4 separate regions of the Homo sapiens genome follow, and all the other regions are linked to region 1. Evidence: chromatin loops called from intact Hi-C (ENCODE). Cell type or tissue: mammary epithelial cell. All regions are shown on one strand. Region 1 overlaps ACE2 (angiotensin converting enzyme 2). Region 2 overlaps VEGFD (vascular endothelial growth factor D). Region 3 overlaps PIR (pirin). Region 4 overlaps ASB11 (ankyrin repeat and SOCS box containing 11).

Region 1 (5,000 bases):
CCTAATATTTTAGATGGAGCTATTTTGGAGAAACGAAAAATCTCTATAGTGAAGAAAATTGAGCAAAATAGACTAGCAAATATAGAGATTCAATCAAGAATATGTTTAAACAAGCTGAGGTGTGCATAGAGTTTTGTTAGGTGCTATAAAATATTAACCTTCATTCCATAAGCCCAGCAAGAGTCAATTTCTTAAGGACAGAAGAAAAACATCTAGTAGCAAAGCAAGACTAGAAATCAGGTCTCTGGTAATTTAAATCCTCAATGAACTTTGATCTTCAGTTCAGGAACAAATTAGAACGTGCCTAACCATGAACTAAGAGAATGACATAGAGTCTGAGCTACCCGGTGAGAAATAAAGCTGAGTAAAGAGTAGCAGTTTGGGCAGGGCACGGTGGCTCACGCCTGTAATCCCAGCACTGGAGGGCGAGGCAGGCGGATTGCTTGAACTCAGGAGTTCAAGAAAAGCTTGGGCAACATGACAAAACCCTGTCTCCACAAAAAATACAAAAATTAGCTGGGTGTGGTGGCACACCCCTGTAGTCCCAGCTACTCAGGAAGCTGAGGTGGGACGATCACTTGAGCCTGGGAAATCGAGGTTGCAGTGAACTATGGTTGCACCACTGCACTCCAGCCTGGGTGACAGAGCAAGACTCTGTCTCAAACAAACAAACAAACAAACAAACAAAAAACCAAGAGTAGCAGTTTCAAAGAAATCTCACAGCCCATTCTTGAACAATTTCACGGTTCAAACCCATCAGCAATCCAGTCTCCAGCAATCCAGTCCCCACTTTTAGACTGAAAAGGATTCAGCAGTGAGAGCAGTGAAAACCATTCCCTGAGCCCACCCATACCTGCTGAGTTTGCAGTGCCTCTTTGTAGGAGGGAAATGACACTGTGGCTGGGATGGAGTTTACTAGGGCATGCTAATAAATCCCAGGCCAGATACTTACTGTGTGGGCTTACTAGGAAGATGAACTGCTGATCTATTAAATTTCTAGGGAATGCATCAGAGTATTTAGTTGCAAAATTGTCCAACTAAGTAATTGGTCTATACAATCTACCACTTACTGAAAATTTTCCAGTTACTGTTCTCTAAATCTTTCTATTTTTGGATAGTTAAGTCTAGGAAAGGCCACTTACTTCTTCCGATCTCTGATCCCAGTGAAGATCAGGATGACAATGCCAACCACTATCACTCCCATCACAACTCCAAAAACAATCAGCCATATGGAAACAGGGGGCTGGTTAGGAGGTCCAAGTGTTGGCTGTATCCCCAGAAACTCTAGGCTGTTGTCATTCAGACGGAAAGCATCATTGATACGGCTCCGGGACATCCTATTTGCAAAAGCAAAAAACAGCAAAGGGGACACTTAGACAAAATAAAATTGTGTGTAGTTATTTACTGTTTATATCATTGTTCCTGAAAGGATATAATAGAGCTTATCATAAGAATATACACCTAGCCAGGCATGGTGGCGCATGTCTGTAGTCCCAGCTACTTGGGAGGCTGAGGCAGGAGAATCGCTTGAACCCGGGAGGCAGAGGTTGCAGTGAGCCGAGATTGTGCCACTGCCCTCTAGCCTAGGTGACAGAGCAAGACTCTGTTTCAAAAAAAAAAAAAAGGAATATACACCTAAAATCATAAGAGCAAAGTAAATAGGTCTAATTAAAGATATAAGTCTTTGACAATTATGCATCTTTCATGCCTTGCAACCTAGATTAGGTTCATCAACAGCTCCATTGGAAAATTGAGTTGTAAGTGTGGAAATGTATAAATGGTTGGCATTTATTCATTTGTGACTGCTGTGTTTAAGGGCAAAGTTATCATATTTGGCAAGAATTTCCCTTCTGTCAGAGTACATCTACAATGACTTTATATCAAATAATGGAAACGGATAATTGGATACACCTCTTCTATTATACAAATGAATCAGGTCCTATGACCAAGTCTCTATAGTAGTATTTTCCAAATAAAAGGTATTGGCATTTGGAGGTAGCACTGGGGAGGCACATAAGAAAGGGACCTTTGCCAGTTTCTTCAGCACTGGGATGGGAAATGGCTTACTTTTATGGAGGCAAAAGGATAAAGATTGTTTAAAGAAAAAAAAAAACAATGATATGGAGAACATTCTGGATCAAAGACCAAAGTGTCTGGCATCTCATCTTCCTACCCTTGGGTATAGCCCAGGTCAGGAGGTCAGAGTCCACCAGAGAGAGAGAGAGAGATCAACGCAGAATTAGTCAGGTAACCCCTGGCAACCTCAGCCAGAAAAGATCTGAAAAGAGTCATCCTGGAAACAGAGAGTCTGAGGTCCCCTGTAGCTTGCAGCTGAGTATCCAGGAAGGCTGAGCTTTTTCATAAAGATCTCAGCCAGAAGTTTTTCCCAAGACAGACACAAGTCTTCTGGAGGAAGTGAGTGAGTCTCTGGGCACAGTTGGGTCATACACTCCAACCAAGCCAGATTTTCTAGGCACACCCTGCCCAGCAGGTCTTAGATCTGCTTCCGAAGTTAAACAGGACTCTGACGCAGCTCGAGAGGGCCACCTAGTGAGCTGCCCAGAAGCAGTAGGTATATTAAGCCTTTTTATAATGACAGGAAACCATCTGCAAGGTCAATCCATTCTTCGCTCCTGCTGTCTGTTGTGGGAAACAATTGAGGCAAATTGGACAAACTGTTTCTTCTAAACATTCATTGCAAGTCCCTCACCTAGCATAGAGGCCAAGCAATATGTAAGGAATCCTGTACTTGCCTACCTTGTTTCAGGATTTGGGCAGTTAAATGAATCCTACATCAAAGTCCTGAGAGCAAATGATGGCAATACCTGTCCACGTCCCTTCTGCACTTACTATTTTCCATGAGTTCTAGCCAGACTTTCTTCAACCAGCACCTGCTCCCCTTTACCAGAGAGCATTCTCAGACCACAAGATCTGCCCTGCCTGCAGGGCTGAAATGCTGGGGAATTAATGCCACCTGGAAGCAGTTCTCAGCCAATAACTGATGGGAGGTGGTAAATAAATACCCCAGCTTCCTCAGCCCTCTGATGGGACAATTCAGGTGCACATTCTACACAGTCTCTCCACATTTCCCAGCAGGACTGAGCTCTAGTTGCCCATAGTGGTAACTTGCTTGATAACATGTAATCTATAGTTTTTCTTCCCTTTTGTAAGAGCCTACATCTGGCGGAACTCAAATCAAGATTATTCCCCTGCTGTGGGATCCTTCTGGAATTACGTGGAGTTTGTAGCATGAGGTAACACATGTAAATGACTCAGAATAATGCTTGGCACACAGGAAGAACACACAAAATACTGGTTATTGTTGTTGTATTTGGTAACCCCCTCACCCTTAGATGAAAGTAAAATGTCACCTGATGGCCTTTTCAACTTCAGTTCTAGGAATGATATCAGACACATTTTTAGGTGCAGTGACAAAGAAATTAAAGGAGATTCTTGGTTTCAAATTAGCCACTCGCACATCCTCCTCCCTGTAGAGAAACAAAACAAACATCTTCACTTGTGGCACAGAGGACACAATCAAGAGAATGAAGACTTCCCCTGCTGGTGAAAAGGAGATTAGAGAGAGAATCACAGGATAGAGAGACATGGGGGAGGGCAAACAATGAGAGGATGTAATTGTCAAAAAAAACATTAATGCTGCCCAAAGCACATGAAATCAACTACATAAAAATTGTGATATCAAGTTTTGGCACTATTTGTTCTGCCTTTATATAAAACCCACATCTTTTTCAATTATAGAAAATTTCCAAACTGAAAACAGCAGGAGAATCAACAAGGAATAATCGGTGGCCCAGGATTGTGGCAAACAATGTGGTGGGCAGAAATGGCTGAGTACCACACACGGATTTACACCCACAACCTGGTCCTACCCAGCAGAAAACGTCGTGTTGCACCCATGGATGAAGGTAATGAGTGGGGTCTACCATATGATGTGACAGGACTGTGCTCTCACAGCTGTCAAGCGATCCTAGCACAAAATAAGGTAGATCATGTGGCTCATAGCCCTTGAGTGACTACTCATCTAACTCAGAATAAAAGCCAAAGTCCTTAGAATGGCCTTCAAGGCCCACATGACCTTTTGTCTCTCCCTCCTTCCTCTATGCCCTAACATCGTCCTGGCCATGTCTCCACTTGTCTTCTAATCTGCTCCAGCCACACTGGCCTCCTTGCTGTTCCTTTAACAGGCTGAGGATATTCCTTCCTCAGGGTCTGCACCTGCTGTTTCCCCCAGCTGAGACACTTTCCCCATTGTCTGCATTGCTGGCTCTCGCTCTCGCTCTCTCGCTCTCTCGCTCTCTCTCTCCCTCTCTCCTGCTTCATATACTTGTTCAAGTATTAGTGACGTCTTTTCTGACCATTTTGGTTAAAATTGACCTACCCCCTGCCCAACACACACACACACACACCAGCCCTCCCCAGACCCTTTTATATTTTTCTCCTAGCACTTAGTACCTTGTAACTCTATATTTCACTTACATATTACACACATAGACACATACACAACATACATACTAGAATATAGGTCAATGAAGGCAGGAAGTTCTGCCTTTTTTTTCTTTCAGTGCTGAGGGTGTATGAGAGCATTCTGAGAAGAGAGTGACAGCTGTTTAGTAAGAACAATACTCTTGCAATTTACCAGTCAAATAAGGCACGATCAGCCCTCTATGGAGTCACCCAAATTCCACAATACCAAAGAAGTATAAGTTACTAGGAGATTTTTATCAATTTCACTTGAAGAAAAGTTTAGGCAGAGTATCTCCTCAGACTCAAGAGTAAGAGAAATCCTAGTTGGAGTAATTTGAGAACCCAGCAAATCAACTCACCCAAAAAGAATCATCTGATTTTTTACTTTTAAAAAGTACTGCCTCATAGCATATGCAACAGATGATCGGAACAGGTACATTTCATTGTCGTTCCATTCATACTGCAAATTCAGAAGAAAGACACTGCTCAGAGGGACTCGTAAGACACATTTATAA
Region 2 (5,000 bases), 220 kb before region 1:
ATTCAAAAGAATAACTCTGCTCTGATTTGATTAAGTTTTCCAGACATGTATTTAAAATGTCAGTATAAAATCCTGCATGGTTATCCCACATGGATTCAAAATCTACTGAAGTGAATCAGTAACCTCCAAGTGTTCTATTCATGAATAAATTACTTGCTATATAAATCCAATGATATTCCCTCCATTAAAGAAAAAAACAAACATATATAGACATAAACAATGAGAGATTGAACTAAACAGGTTGATGATCTGAAACCTCCCCTTCCTAAAATATTATTATTAAGCAATATCCTAATAACTGCTTAAATTTTACCAATTTCATTGTTGTTTAAGAGCTCTAAACCCCGGGTGGGCGCGGTGGCTCATGCCTGTAATCCCAGCACTTTGGGAGGCCGAGACGGGTGGATCATGAGGTCAGGAGATCAAGACTATCCTGGCCAACATGGTGAAACCCCGTCTCTACTGAAATACAAAAATTAGCTGGGTGTGGTGGCACGTGCCTGTAATCCCAGCTACTTGGGAGGCTGAGGCAGGAGACTCCCTTGAACCAGAGAGACGGAGGTTGCAGTGAGCCCAGATCACGCCACTGCACTCCAGCCTGGAGACAGAGCGAGACTCCGTCTAAAAAAAAAAAGCTCTACACACATAATAACAGGCAGGATTGATTTTCTTATTTTCATGATTAATCATGACTCGGTATACTCTTGCTTATTCCTTAGCTGCTAAACCTCTGTTCTATTATCCAAAAGGGACTCAGGCACCAAGGGGAAAAATTAGCTTACTAAGGAATCCCACCAAATTAAAATGGCATCTACGTTAAATGTCATGAGTAAAGGCAAGACAACTCAAGGCATTTACCTGCAGGTGTCTGGGTGAAATAGCTTGTGCTTCTGGCAGCAGGTCTCCAGACTTTCTTTGCACTCAAAGCAACTGCAGTTTTTGGGGTGCTGGATTAGATCTTTGGGACATGGTGTTTTACAGACACACTCGCAACGATCTTCGTCAAACATCATGTGTGGCCCACAGAGAGCTGGTTCCTGGAGATGAGAGTGGTCTAAAGAGAAACAGAAACGTGTTGGTCAGATAGTTGTAGTGTGGCAATTGGATCACCAAAGTTGATTGTATCTTTTATGTCATCCGTAAGTAACTTGGATTCACCCAATCTCCTTCCTATAGATTTATGCCCCTAATTTTTTCACAGGGTGAGGAAGATTAACCTCTGATTTCACAATACAAACACAGGTTTGTGTGTTTTCTTAGGTTTGTGATTTTTAAAATATCATAAGCTGAATATTTTTCATAAAATATTTTTAGAGATTTTTATGTTGATGACTTGTTTAGAATGCAAACTTCCACAACCAAGTATTAGTAATAAAATATAGGATGTCTAAGGGTTATGAATCTAGCTGTCTCCATTTTTTGGTGGAGATTAAAAGGAGAGACACACAAAATAATTGGTGTTGTAGAAATACACCTCAGACATTCCAGGCCAGGCGTAGCAATAGCAATGCATGTCCTCACTGCAGATCATAACACTAGTATAAAAGATATAGGAGTAATAATGAACTTTGATTCCACCAACATCTGCTGGAAGATACATTCAAGTAAAGGGGAGGGTCTGAGAAGTTTTTGACATACTCATCTGACAAATATTTCTTCTAGAAGGTGTATAAAACAATTGAATAGCTACTACTCCAAATCCATTTCTGATTAACAAGTTGAAATTCATTGCAAAATAAATGGAAGAGACAGAAACTTTGGAAGAACTTGACTCTGTCCCTTTAGCATTCTTGAAGGTTTTGGAGGGACGTACATGTTTAGTAGTTTTCTCCCCAAATCTGCTTCTCTCCCAGTTTGCCTCATTTAGGGAATGGTGACATCATTCTTGACTCACCTGCTCTGGTAAGTCTGAGCATCATGTCCACTCAGTTCTGCCTCTCTAAATTTGTTCTTTATTTTCCATCCCCACTACCACTCCCACAATTCAGTCTGTACCTTGTGTTTCTTTTGTAGATGGCTGTCGCTCTGTCACTCATCTCACCACCACAAGTTTTATCCCTCCAACCTATTCTTCTTCACATGATTAACAAATGCAAACCAAATCACTTCATTCCACTGCTTTGAATGCATTAAAAGGTTCCCTTCCCACAATAAAAACCAATTTTCCCACCAGGACATACAAGGCCCTCCATGAACTGGATCATAGTAACCTCACAGACTCATCTTCTGTTTCTTGCTTTCATATATCCTGTGTGTTCCATTTATACCAAATGACAGCACTTTCTGTTGCCCTGATATTCCAGTGCCTCCCAGTCCCATGCCTTTGGCCTTGTCTTTCCTTCTGCCATCCCTTTTCCCTGACATCTTTCCCAATGTCTGCAGGTTTAGCTAAGTGTCCTTATCCTGTGCATATTGCTGTCCGATTCTTTCTTGCACTGATTACATTTGTCTGTTTACTTGTATGTTTCCCCCATTAAGTAAAATGTCCTGAAGGAGAAGGAGCAGGTCTCATTGTTCTGATATAAAATAGGCACTCGATGGATGTTTGTTGGGTTTATTTGGTGTAATAAAAGGGTCCTGAAGCAGGCCGATGTATGGAGCTTCTGGGAATCCCATCCAGCATTCCAAGCCATTGGGTTAAACCATATGTTCTTGCCAATATCTGACTTTAATGACATATCAAAATGAGAATCTCGTGCGGTTCAACTTTATAGTTTAAACTTTTCTGTAATGCACGACGTTTGAGAATGGGTGCTGGAAGGCTAAATCTGAGAAGTCTCCATTTTGAACTTTGTGGAGAGGGAAAATGTGAGCTCTGTAAGTCATATGCCAGTGAGGCAGATGCCGCTTTGGGGTAAGACAAGAGTAACTTGTTAAAGGATAAAGAGGCTTTTTAAAAATTCGCAATGATCACTAGGTGGCAGCAGAAGTTCACTAAGAATACTTCAGACAGGCCCAAGGCCATTGTTGGACAGGGTTGTTCAGGGAAACACAATCCACAAGGTGTTTGCAGAACTTCAGCAGGCTGTTTGGCAGAGTCTGTGCTCACATCCTTATAGCCAAGTTAAAAGAAACAAAAACTGGATGCAAGAGAACTGGTGGTGGAACAGCAAGTAGCTGAGGGTGATATCTTGAAGTATTATGTATTGATTTCCGTCCCTAGAGAGTCTGATGATATGTTCTGTTCTCAGCTTTGTTCCTTTTACCATTTTTATCAATAAACTGATAGAATTTTTTCAAAATAAATTCTTGAAATTGTAGCTCTCTTCAAGAAGGAAGGGATATATTAAGTATTTTAAAATACAGAATTGGGACCTCCTCAATTTATTCTTTTGTGTGTGTGTGTGTTTGTGTATATCGTTTGTTTTAACAATTTAGAGCAATGACCTGACTCTAACAAGACTCAATTAAATTAGACTTGGATTCACTAACCTAAATGTGCTCATCTGGGCAAGAGAAGTCACTGTAGAAAAGGCAGTTGGCTTAACAGTCACATGTGCGGAAAAAAAGTATAGTGAGCAGTAAGCTCAGTAAATCCCATCAATTTGATGGGGCCACTGGAGAAATGAATGTGAACTTGATCCACATTGGGGACTTATAGGAGATGAGAATGAGAAACAATTGTGATCCAGTCCACCCTGCGCCTCTCACTTACATCATTGCTACAACTTCCCAAAAGGTTTCCTGCCTCCTTCCCTGCCCCGAGTCAACACATCCTCTTCTACACTGTTGCTGATATGATTTTGTTAAAATTCTAATGGGTACTGTCACTCTCCTGCTTTAGCCAGTTGTGTGGTTTCCCTTTGTCCTTAGTATCACATCCAAGCTCCCATGCAAGAATTACAAGGTCCTTCTGCTTTGCCCCTGTGAGCCTGTCCAGCTTCTTCTCTCACATCTAACCAGCCCCTTCCCCATTATGTCCCCACCCATTATATCCCCACCATGCTGAACTTCTTCCAGTATGTTCTCTCACCTCCAGCCCTGAGTGCTCATATACCCGCTGCTTAGAACAGCACTTCTCTTCTTCCCTATTCTTCTTACCACCCTCTACACACGTGTACTGGCTGAGTGCCTTCCCAAGAATTATCTCCAGCAGAAATAAGCTGCCTCTCCTAAGGCTACATCCCCTCTCCAAGGCAGCCAATGAACGGTCTACAGGGCTCAGCCTCTTCACCTAGATTTAAGACTTACCCCCGCAGGGGTTCCCAGCTTCAACTTCCCATTGGCTTAGGCTGATGCCTCTTAGCAACTGCGCTGTGGTCTGCTGCCTCTCTCTTTACCCTTTAATGCCTTGTGCCTGCCTACAAACCTCCTCCGTACAAAACTGTCTCAGAGGCTTTGTGCCAGGAAATCCTCAGCTAGAGCCTTTAAGCTCTAAGTATATTGCCCTTCCCACAGTAACTTACTTTCTTTCTCTTTCTTTCTTTCTATCCTTCCTTCCTTCCTTTCTTTTTCTTTCTTTTCTTTCTTTCTTTCTCTCTCTTTCTTTTCTTTTCTTTCTTTCTTTCTCTCTCTCTCTCTTTCTTTTCTTTTCTTTTTCTCTTTCTCTCTTTCTTTCTTTCTTTCTTTTTTTGGAGGCAGAGTCTCACTCTGTCATCCAGGCCCGAGTGCGGTGGCATGACCTCGGCTCACTGCAACCTCTGCCTCCCAGGTTCAAGAGATTCTCATGCCTCAGCCTCCTGAGTAGCTGGGACTACAGGCGCACATCACCATGCCCAGCTATTTTTTTTTTTTTTTTTTTTTTTTTTTTTTTTTTTTTAGTAGTAGTAGAGATGGGATTTCGCCATGTTGGCCCGGCTGGTTTTCTTTTTTTTTTTTTTCTTTTTTTGAGACGGAGTCTCGCTCTGTTGCCCAGGCTGGAGTGCAGTGGCGGGATCTCGGCTCACTGCAAGCTCCGCCTCCCGGGTTCACGCCATTCTCCTGCCTCAGCCTCCCAAGTAGCTGGGACTACAGGCGCCCGCCACTACGCCCGGCTAATTTTTTTTTTGTATTTTTAGTAG
Region 3 (5,000 bases), 94 kb before region 1:
AGTATATCACTTATGTGGCTTTCACCAGTTTTTCTATGAATATCCATTTTTGGTTCAGGATCCATGTCATCATGTCCCCTTGGTTTCTTCCATCTGTGACAGTTTCTCACTCTTTCCTTGTTTTTCATGAGCTTGATAATTTTGAAGAGTACTGGTGAAGTATTTTATAGAATACTCCTCAATGGTGGGTGGGGGTGCCAACTTTTAAATTCAGATTGTGAAAGGTAAAAATTATCTACTATGGTCATCATTTCATAAAAGAAAGGCCATTCTAACAACCAAAAAAAGGAAGAATAGCAATATCTGAATAAAGAACAGTCTTTTAAATAAAATAAATTTATCTCTAGGAAAAGGCCCACTACTTTGCTAATCATTCCTCCCTCCCCTTTCTTTTTCTTTCTTTCGTTCTGGCCCACCCAAGATAAAATGTCATTACAAACTCACAAACAGGAAGTCAGGAATCACCTAGAAGGAACACAGTGGTCATTGCTTCCATACCTTCAGGGAGCTACCACTCTAGCAGAAGATAAACCACTAAAATATGCAGACAAGAGAAATGAAAGCTAAAGAGAAGTACAAGCAAATCTAGAAGAAAGATTGATTGTGACAAAGATTCCAGAGGAATGAGGGAGTAATTCGTGGAGGAGGAATCCTCCCAGGTGGGTCTTAAAAAGAAGAAATTTGGGGGAAAAAATTAAGGTAGGGTGGGGAGAAAAGGTATACAGAAAGAGGGAAAAATTAGGTTGTAGTAAGTTATAAGCGACTGAAACATGAATTTATTATCATGTTACTACTAGATCATGAACAGTGTTGCAGCTATAAGAAGTAAGGTAAATGATTGTCCTTAAATAGCCAGGTACAATCAACCTAACCCATTTCCTCATTATACTGGAAGTTCAGAGGACAAGTGAGAGCACTATTTTGGACTTACAGATAGGAAAATTCAGATCCCTGGACCATGAAAGCATAGGTCCCACAGTAAGTGAGTGGCAGAAGGAGTATGGGGTGTTTATTCATAGTTTTATGGTCTATGTCACCTGCACAATCTCATTTCTAATGGTATTAAAAATCTTTTAATCATCTGAATGTGTCAAAGTATTGAGAAAATATCAGATATATAGAAAGGGAACTTTGTTCCAGAAGGAGTGGTAGCAAAAAAGAGTGGACAAATGTGGGCCTGGGATCATATGGGCCCACCAAATCTTGCTCTGTATGGCCTGTGTGAACTTCGCAAGTCACCGCCTCCCTGAACCTTAGTTTCCTCATGTGTAAAATGGGGGAGATAACAATTTTTACTTTTCAAGATTGTTTTGAGGCTTACAGGTAACGTATCAACATATGAAGCTTCTCATATATCAGTAGTTAATACTGTTGCATGGCAAATTTCCTTCAAGTTTAATCCTGTGTAGTCAGGCCTGTGATTCTAAGAGTCTGTTGATTGGATGACTCTGAAGCAGCTTTGTTAATAGTGTGGACAATTTGCATGAAGCTTTTTATCATTTAATGATCTATGTTAATTTACTTTGGACTTATTTCTCGTTTCACTTGAAAAGCTTTATTTTATATTTGGTGATATAAAATAATGTTTTAATGATTGGCTTATAGTCTTTATTACATTTCCCCCCACTCAATTTTTCTTTCTTTCTTTCTTTCTTTCTTTTTTTTTTTTTTTTTTGAGACAGAGTTTCACTCTTGTTGCCCAGGCTGGAGTGCAATGGTGTGATCTCAGCTCACTGCAACCTCCACCTCCTGAGTTCAAGCGAATCTCCTGCCTCAGCCTCCCGAGTAGCTGGGATTACAGGCGCCCACCACCACGCCCAGCTAATTTTTTGTATTTTCAGTAGAGACGGGGTTTCACCATGTTGGCCAGGCTGGTCTTGAACTCCTGACCTCAAGTGATCCACCTGCCTTAGCCTCCAAAAGTGCTGGGATTACAGGCGTGAGCCACCGCGCCCAGCGCACCCCGGCCCCCCACCCCCCCAACACTCAATTTTTCTACTTAAAAACTCTTGGAATGTAGCCTTTAAGACATGAATGGTTTTTGTTTGTAATTGCAATGTGGTGTGGGTAGGATGTATAGGGAAATTTGTTGGGAATTTATTTGGACTACTTTCAAAGAATATTTCAGTTAAATTTCTACTCTCCCTCATGTGACCTACGCTTGTTAACACAGACGAGGCTTTAATTCTTTGCTGTGGGAAGTGGCCTGTGCACTGTAGGAGGTTTGGCAGCATCCCTGGCCTCTACCCACTAGATGGCAGTAGCACTCCCCAGTTGTGACACTCAGAAATGACTACAGAAATTGCAAATGAGTCACTTCTTGGGCTTTTGGCTAAGATCAAATGTAGAAATTGCCATATGACCCAGATGGACAAATCACCTCCAGTTGAGAACCACTGACATAGACAGCACTCCACAAAAAGCAGAACTTTTAGGCTAAAGATGGTTTTATTTTAACGTGATTGTGTTAAGTTGACAGTTTCAGGATGTGAAATATTGTTCATTCATCTATAGCTAGAGATCAAGCTTGGGCTTCGAAGCTTGGGCCTTCCCCAATAATGGCCCAACCTAAAATTTTAGACCCTATAATACTCCTCCACCTCCCATCCTTCCACATCCCATTTGTAAGCCCGATTAGATGACTCACTGTTTCTACTATATCCCCATACCGCGACTTTCACCTTTACCTCCACTATCCAGAGAGTCAAATCTTACTTATTGGTTAAGGCCTTACTAAATGGGCAAATTTTCCCTGAAGCCCTCCCAGATCCTTCTGTTAGAAGGGATAGCTTCTGCCTCAAAACATGAAACTTCTTCAACTATACCCATCTTGTTCCTCCTTAATTATTTTCTAACTTTCATGCAATTTGAAAGTCCTCTGCCTCCACTTCTAAACTCATGAGTGCACTCACTATTTTAATATCCTTTCAGCTAGGCAATGTGTTGTGGAGGAGAAAGTTATGCTTTTGATTTAAGGCACTCCTAAATCTCATGCGCCCCTCTAATGGTGCACAGATGTTTTCTAGAGAAAGTCCTCATCCCCATTACACAATGGCATATATTATTAGCTTATCTGGTTGACAGGAATAGAACACAGGTAAGGTTCACTTTATCTGGAGAGGGCAAACCCAAGTAGGAGGCCTCAGCAAGAGTTCCTGGAGAACAAGTGATCATCAGGACCTTCACTAACCATGAGGGCACAGTTCATCTTTAAATATCTGAATGGCTGGTATGCGAAGAAGAAATTTTGAAAACATGAATTTCTTAAATAATTAACAAATACAACTGAACATTCTAAAGGTACAAAGAGAAAAAAAGGGTTCAGCGAAAACCAATAATCTTGTCCACAACTTTCCCTTGTCACCCGCTAACCTTCCCTAGAGGTCACATTACAAGTTTCTTGGGGATCCTTTCAGAGATAATCCAGGCAAGTCTATGAATAAAGGTGTAAATGGAAACAACCCAAGTGTCCACCAATGGATGACCGGATAACAAAATGTGGTCTATCCATACAATAGAATATCCATACGATACAATAGAATATTAGTCAGGCATATAAAGAAATATATATGCTACAAACTGAATGAACCTTGAAAACATTATGCTAAGTGAAAGAGACCAACCACAAAAGGCCACATACCATATGATTCCTTTTATATAAAATAGTCAGAATAGACAAATAAATAGAGACAGAAAGTGTGGTTCCTAGGAGCTGGAGGAAGGAAGAATGAGAAAAGACTGATAATGAGTTCAGGTTTACTTTCTGGGCTGATGAAAGTGTTCTGGAATCAGCAGTGATGGTTGTGTAATCCTATAAGTACATAAACCACTACTTTTTAAAAAGCTTTGTAAATACATATTTGTACCTGTTATGATGTGTTCATTTTCTCTTTAAACACCATCTTCTTTGGGTACTATAACATGTATTTTGTAATTTTATTTTATTTGCATCAGGATAGTCTGTAGAAATAATCATTCATTATAATAATCCATCTTCCCCACAATAAACTTGGCAATAAGCCATTTAAAAAAGAAAAAAGGCATAGTTTTTGCTTTTTATATAAATGCTACACTATGCCACAAGAATTGTGCACCTTGCCTCTGTCACTTTCCAAATATCATCAAGATTGTTCTATATTAGGACCTATCAAGCCATGTCATTCTCCTTAATGACTGCATGGTAAGCCATGCTATTGGACACATATATTTAAAGTACTGGTTCTCAGCCAGGGGTGATTTTGCCCTCTCTCACACCCCCAGAGGACAGTTGACAATGTCTGGAGACTTTTTTTTATTGTCACAACTGGGTGTAGGCAGATGCAATTGGCACCGAGTGGGTAGAGGCCAAGGACGTTGCTAAACATCCTGCAATGCGTGGAACAGCCCCCCCATAGCAAAGAATTATGCATCCAAAAAGTCACTAGTTGTGGAGGTTAAAAAAAACAATCTAAACAGTTTATGATTGACGAATATTTAAATTGGCTACAATATTTGTCTTTATAGATAATGCTGCATAACATTCCATCTTTCAAATATATAATTTTCTTATAGATAATTTCTAGATATATAATTATTCCTCTACTATTTTGAATACTTTTTTATTTTTATTTATTTATTTATTTATCTATTTTTGAGACAGAGTCTTGCTCGTTGCCCAGGGTGGAGTGCAATGGCGCAATCTTGGCTCACTGCAACCTCCGCCTCCCAGGTTCAAACGATTCTCCTGCCTCAGCTTCCCAAGTAACTGGGATTACAGGCGCCTGCCACCACACCCAGCTAATTTTTGTATTTTTAGTGGAGACAAGGTTTCACCATGTTGGCCAGGCTGGTCTCGAACTCCTGACCTCATGATCCGCCCGCCTCGGCCTCCCAGAGTGCTGGGATTACAGGCGTGAGCCACCGCGCCCAGCCTCTGTTTTTTATTTTTTAAAAACTGTACCAGAATAAACATTTGTTAATAAGCCTTTCTTCTTACTTTGGATTTTTCCCATAAATAGAGT
Region 4 (5,000 bases), 260 kb before region 1:
GCCTAAAGACAGCATGACAGCCTCACATTCATTTATCCAAAAGAATGTTAATTCTGCATTCTGGAGCAGGTAATGTACTAGGACCTGGGTCTTCAAAACTTATGACATGGGTCTCTCTTCTCCCAGAGCCTACTGGGGAGGCAGAAATGAAAGACAAAAGAGCAAGAATATTGCTATACTGGAAGCATGTCCAAAATTAGTTTGGGAGCATAGGATATCCTTGAATCTGGCTTGGGGAGTAAGAAAAACCTTGCAAATGAGGTAGTATTTAGCTAAGACTTGAAGCATAAAATGTTTCAAGCTGTGAAGACCAAGAAAGAGTATGCCATTAGGAGAGAATAGAAACTGCAAATTCAGGAAGCAACAGGAAGTTATTTCCTGTTGCTTCCTGTTGCTTCCTGTGGCAGGGCCACAGTCGGATTTCTGGAACAGAAAGAACCCACAGAAAGTAGAAGCAGGAGATGGGAGGAGACAAAGGAGGACAGTAAGCTGGAGCTAGGTCATGAAAGGCCTTGATTTCCAAACAAGGAGGGCATGTCTTAGAGGAAATGGAGCACCTATGAAGTCTGCTAGGCTGCGGAGGGTCTGGAGCTAATAGATTAGCCTTTTTAGAAGCTTACTGGTAGCAGCATGGAGGGTTGATTGCAGGAGTAGGGATGTAAGACCAAAGCAAGGAGAGCCACAGAGATGTCACTATGAGTCTAGGAACAGGCTGGCATGGGCCTGCTGTGGCTGTGAATAACAGTAGGTATGAGGTATAGATGATGGAGTGCAGACAAGTTCAGGAGGTCGAGCTGGATCTGAAACAAAACAATAACTCCCAGGCTTAAGAGTAAGTAGACTGTGCTCCTAGGATTCATGTGCTGTGGAGTAGCAGCACTGCTTCAGCCATGACTCCACTGTGTGCAGAGGTCTCTGAAGTCCTAGAGTCCGGGGCCAGCGGACTTCTCCTAACCTTCATCTCCTCACCCAGGTATGAGTGCCTCCACCCTGTCCTAACACATTCTCCCTCCCCATACTACCATGTGTCCCCTTCCTTGTCCTGGACTCCATGTGACAGATGACAAGGTCAGCCTAGCTGCTGGACAACTCTGACTTCATAACCTGATTTTAACAACTTGGCTCTTACCATTTCCCTCCCTCTGATGATCACGTTCTATCTGCAAAAGTGTTGACAAAAACAGTCAAACTATAAAATATTTGAAGAGATTTATTCTGAGCCAAATATAAGTGACCAATGGCCTGTGACAAGCTCTCAGGAGATCCAGAGAACATGTGCCCAGGGTAGTCAGGGCACAGCCTAGTTTTATACATTTTAGGGAAACATGAGACATCAATCAAATACATGTAAAATGTACATTTGTTTGGCCTGGGAAGGTTGGACAACTCAAAGTGGGGGCCTGGGGCTCCAGATTATAGACAGATTGAAAATTTTTCTGATTGGCAATTGGTTGAAAGAGTTATTATCAATAGAAATGTCTGTCTGGGTTACAATAAGGGGTTGTGGAGACAAAAGTTTTATCATGTGGATGAAGCCTCCAGGTAGCAGGCTTCAGAGAGAATAGATTGTAAATGTTTCTTATCAGACTTAAGGTCTGTGTTGATGTTAAATTCTGGTCATCTTTTCCTGAGTTCCAAAAGGGAGGAGGGTATAATGAGGCATGTTCAACCCCCCTTTCCTGTCATGGCCTGAACCAGTTTTTCAGGTTAGTTTTGGAATGCCCTGGCTGAGAGGAGGGGTACATTCAGATGGTTGGAGAGGGGGTGCTTAGAATTTTATTTTTGATTTATAAAAGGAATTAGGTCCCTGGTCTGTCCTTCCCAGCCGAGTCCTGCTTTTGATCCTATGCCTTGTAACTGACCAACTGAAAGCTTCCAAAACCCAATGCCATGACCCTGAACCCCGAACTCCTACTTACACGGCCACCATCTCCTGCCAGATCTCTGGCTGCATCCTTGCTGTGGCCAGCAGCTGTGATTTCCCAGAATTGTCCCTTCATCATAAGGCCTCTTTTTGACTCCTGAATTCTGTCTATTTTCATGTCCTGAATATGACATCATTACTCTAGATCTGTGCTACATATTTCAAACTGGGCATCTAATAAGAGTTAGAAAAAGTCTTTTCATTTTTCTTTTCCTTTTGAGAAAATAAGAAAAAACAGACTAGTCCACAAGGTGGCAGAAGTGTGCTAGAAAAAACTGTTACGGTGCAAAATCTCAGAATCCCTGAAATTGTAGAAATGTGATGCTGGAAAGGCCTGAAAGATCATCTAGAGTGGATCACCTCAATTGTGCATGAGAAAATGGAGGAGTAGAATGTTCAAATACTTTTTAAGACTGGTTGTCAGTGACAGCCAGCAGTGTAACCAAGAGCTCCTGAATCTTGGTTTAATGTTTTACTCACATTTACTCACATTAGCTTAATGTTTTACTCATATCGGTTTAATGTTTTACTCACATCGATCATATTATCTAAATGTAAAATAAAGTTTATAAAAGTAGACAAATACATTTTTTAACAGTGTATAAGAGTAAAGAAGTAGGGGTGTAAAAGAAAAAGTTGAACTTTTGTATAAAGAATGCCCCCTTACACATTTAACCATATTATTGAAGCTAATATGCTTATTAAGTATAGTTAGTGCAATGTGGGATCCTGGAACAGAAATAGGACATGAGAGGAAAAACTGGTGAAATCACAATAGTGTGCAGTTTAGTCAGTGGTATTGTATCAATGTTAACTTCGTATTTTTGACTAATGTACCATAGCTATGTAAGATGTCAATATTAAAGGAAGTTGGGTGAAGGGTACAGTGTATATGGGAACTGTCTGTATCCTTTTCAACTCTTCTTTAAAATTATACAAAAATTTAAAAAGCCTATTAAAAATATACCAATGAAAGTATTGAGGTGGGAGACTGAGAGAGAAGAGGTGGGTGGGAGACTGAGAGAGAAGAGGTGGGTGCAAGACGTTTCATTGTGCACCTTTTTAATTTTATTTATTTATTTATTTTATTGAGACAGAGTTTCACTCTTTCACCCAGGCTGGAGTGAAGTGACGCGATCTCGGTTCACTGCAACCTCCACCCCGCCAGGTTCAAACGATTTTCCTGCCTCAGCCTCCCAAGTAGCTGGGATTATAGGCGCCCACCACCACGCCTGGCTAATTTTTGTACTTTTAGTACAGATGGGGTTTCACCATGTTGCCCAGGCTGGTCTCGAACTCCTGACCTCAGGTGATCCACCCACCTTGGCCTCCTAAAGTGCTAGGATTACAGGCGTGAGCCACCACATCCGGCCAGTCCACCTTTTTAAATAATTGTAATTTTTGAACTATGTGAATATATTACCTATTAAAAATAATCAAATCACATCCAATTTAAAGTACTTAAAAATAAATAAGCAAGTGATAAAATCAGGTACAAAGTTCATTTGATCATTGCTGGCAGTGCTGATTTCCATTTACCTCTACTTTTTAAGAAGTAACACAACTCATAAAGGAGAAATCAAAAAACAAATAAATGAAAAATACATACACATGCACACACAGACAGAGAGAGAGAGACAGAGAGAGAGAGAGAAAGAAAAAGAGAGAGAGAGAGCAGTGCACCCAGTGGTTTAAATTCAAAGTAGCAAGAAAGCCAGATGATTGCCTAGTTGTGGAAGAAAGACATGATGGCTTACCTCCTCTGTATAAATGTAGACCCTAAAACATACAAAGCAAATGGAGCCTGCACACTTTCATTCATTCATTTCACAAATACTTACCAGGCCCCTACTCATTTTTCAAGGTGCTGGGGATGTAGTCATAAATATAAATAAAGTAGCCTTCATAACTAAGACTTCAATAAATGTTCCCTGGGGAGTCAGATTTACCCATTGTCAACCTATTTTAATGCTTGTTCTTAAAATAGTGTATCATTGGGATAGGCAGCCTCTAAGATAGCACCCAGTAATCCTGGAATCCAGGTATTGCCTCCCTTGTATAATCCCTGCCCCTTGAGTGTGGGCTGGACTTGTTGACTCACACCTAATGAGTAGAATATGGCAGAAGTGACAGAATGTCACTTCGGAGATGAGGTTATAAAACAACTGTGACTTCCTTCTTAGGTACCTCTTGCACTCTCTCTGAGAGAAGCCAGCTGCCATCTCATGACACAGCCCTGTGGAGAGGCTCATGTGGCAAGGAATTGAGGTTTCCCAACAACCACGTGAGTGAGTTTGAAAGCAGATCCTGCCCGCCTTGAGCCATGAGATGACTGCAGCCCTGGCTGACACGTGGCAGCCTGTGAGAGACCCAGAGCCAGAATCACCTAGCTAAGCTGCTCCCTGGCCCACAGAAACCATGAAAATCCAAGTTTCTGTTGTTTTCAGCCATTATGCTTTGAGGTCATTTTTTAGGCAGCAATAGCTGACTAACTTAGCTTCAGGACTGCTGGTGCTAATGCATGCTGGAAGAGCATGAGGTGAGTTAGTGCAACAAACATTTGAGAGCATTCTCTATCATTCCTCATAGGGAAACTTCTTATGAGGTAAAGGAAGGCCCAGAGGAAAAGGAGGGAACTGGGCTGAAAATGAAGGAGCTCTCCAGGAAAGGAGAGGCAGGAGGAGGAGAGGCAGTGAGGTATGAGAGGACATACGTGCCTCGAATGGCAATGGTGGGACCTGGATAGGGTGAGCCACACCTCTGCTACAGCCAAAGCTAATAAAGAATGATGTGTAATTATAGCATAAGCATGAAGGATCAAGTCTTCAGTTCACTTACTTGTGCAATTAAAGTTTTAAGGGCCAGTAAGCGCCCCTGAGCTGCAGCTTCATGAAGTGGGGATCGATCAGCCCAGCAATCTGAAACACAAATCAAGCTCAAAGTCAAGGCCTGGAGACTTCTTCCTGTAACTTGTCCATGCTGCCCACCCACTGTGAGAGGAGGTTTGGGGGAAGAGGAGGGAAGAGGAGGGAAGCAGGTATCACGCATCAGGCTCTCTCGTCAGCCACTTTCAGGG

Evidence for each region. A loop is a pair of places that touch in the nucleus more often than their neighbours do. Peaks named below come from ENCODE experiments on the same cell type or tissue, not always from the same donor. Only the 100,000 strongest peaks of a DNase experiment are listed, where the experiment ranks them.
Region 2: a loop joins it to region 1, with 14 times the contacts of the local background. A loop is called at or near these places in 41 of 110 quality-filtered maps.
Region 3: it touches region 1 in a loop (21-fold over the local background); 32 of 110 quality-filtered maps call a loop at or near these places.
Region 4: it touches region 1 in a loop (11-fold over the local background); 8 of 110 quality-filtered maps call a loop at or near these places.

Annotation. Positions count from the first base shown.
Region 1 is chrX:15,562,882-15,567,881 of GRCh38, forward strand. It overlaps ACE2 (angiotensin converting enzyme 2), which reads right to left. Exons shown (of 18, transcript NM_001371415.1): 15 at 4,845-4,945; 16 at 3,372-3,488; 17 at 1,143-1,337. Among named protein-coding and RNA genes, the nearest start is that of ACE2, 36 kb to the right of the region's middle. In mammary epithelial cell, CTCF peaks have their summits at 2,544 and 3,574; a DNase peak (open chromatin) is centred at 2,490; H3K27ac peaks cover 433 bases.
Region 2 is chrX:15,346,306-15,351,305 of GRCh38, forward strand. VEGFD (vascular endothelial growth factor D) reads right to left here. Exons shown (of 7, transcript NM_004469.5): 6 at 859-1,054. It overlaps PIR-FIGF (PIR-FIGF readthrough), which reads right to left. Exons shown (of 15, transcript NR_037859.2): 14 at 859-1,054. Among named protein-coding and RNA genes, the nearest start is that of PIGA, 13 kb to the left of the region's middle. In mammary epithelial cell, a CTCF peak has its summit at 2,926 (motif pointing right); a DNase peak (open chromatin) is centred at 2,946.
Region 3 is chrX:15,468,944-15,473,943 of GRCh38, forward strand. All of the region lies in intron 3 of PIR (pirin), which reads right to left. All of the region lies in intron 2 of PIR-FIGF (PIR-FIGF readthrough), which reads right to left. Among named protein-coding and RNA genes, the nearest start is that of PIR-FIGF, 20 kb to the right of the region's middle. In mammary epithelial cell, a CTCF peak has its summit at 2,249 (motif pointing right); a DNase peak (open chromatin) is centred at 2,268; H3K27ac peaks cover 1,631 bases.
Region 4 is chrX:15,297,966-15,302,965 of GRCh38, forward strand. ASB11 (ankyrin repeat and SOCS box containing 11) reads right to left here. Exons shown (of 7, transcript NM_080873.3): 2 at 4,763-4,842. Among named protein-coding and RNA genes, the nearest start is that of ASB11, 15 kb to the right of the region's middle. RefSeq lists an enhancer at 262-556. In mammary epithelial cell, a CTCF peak has its summit at 2,181 (motif pointing right); no DNase peak of the experiment used is centred here.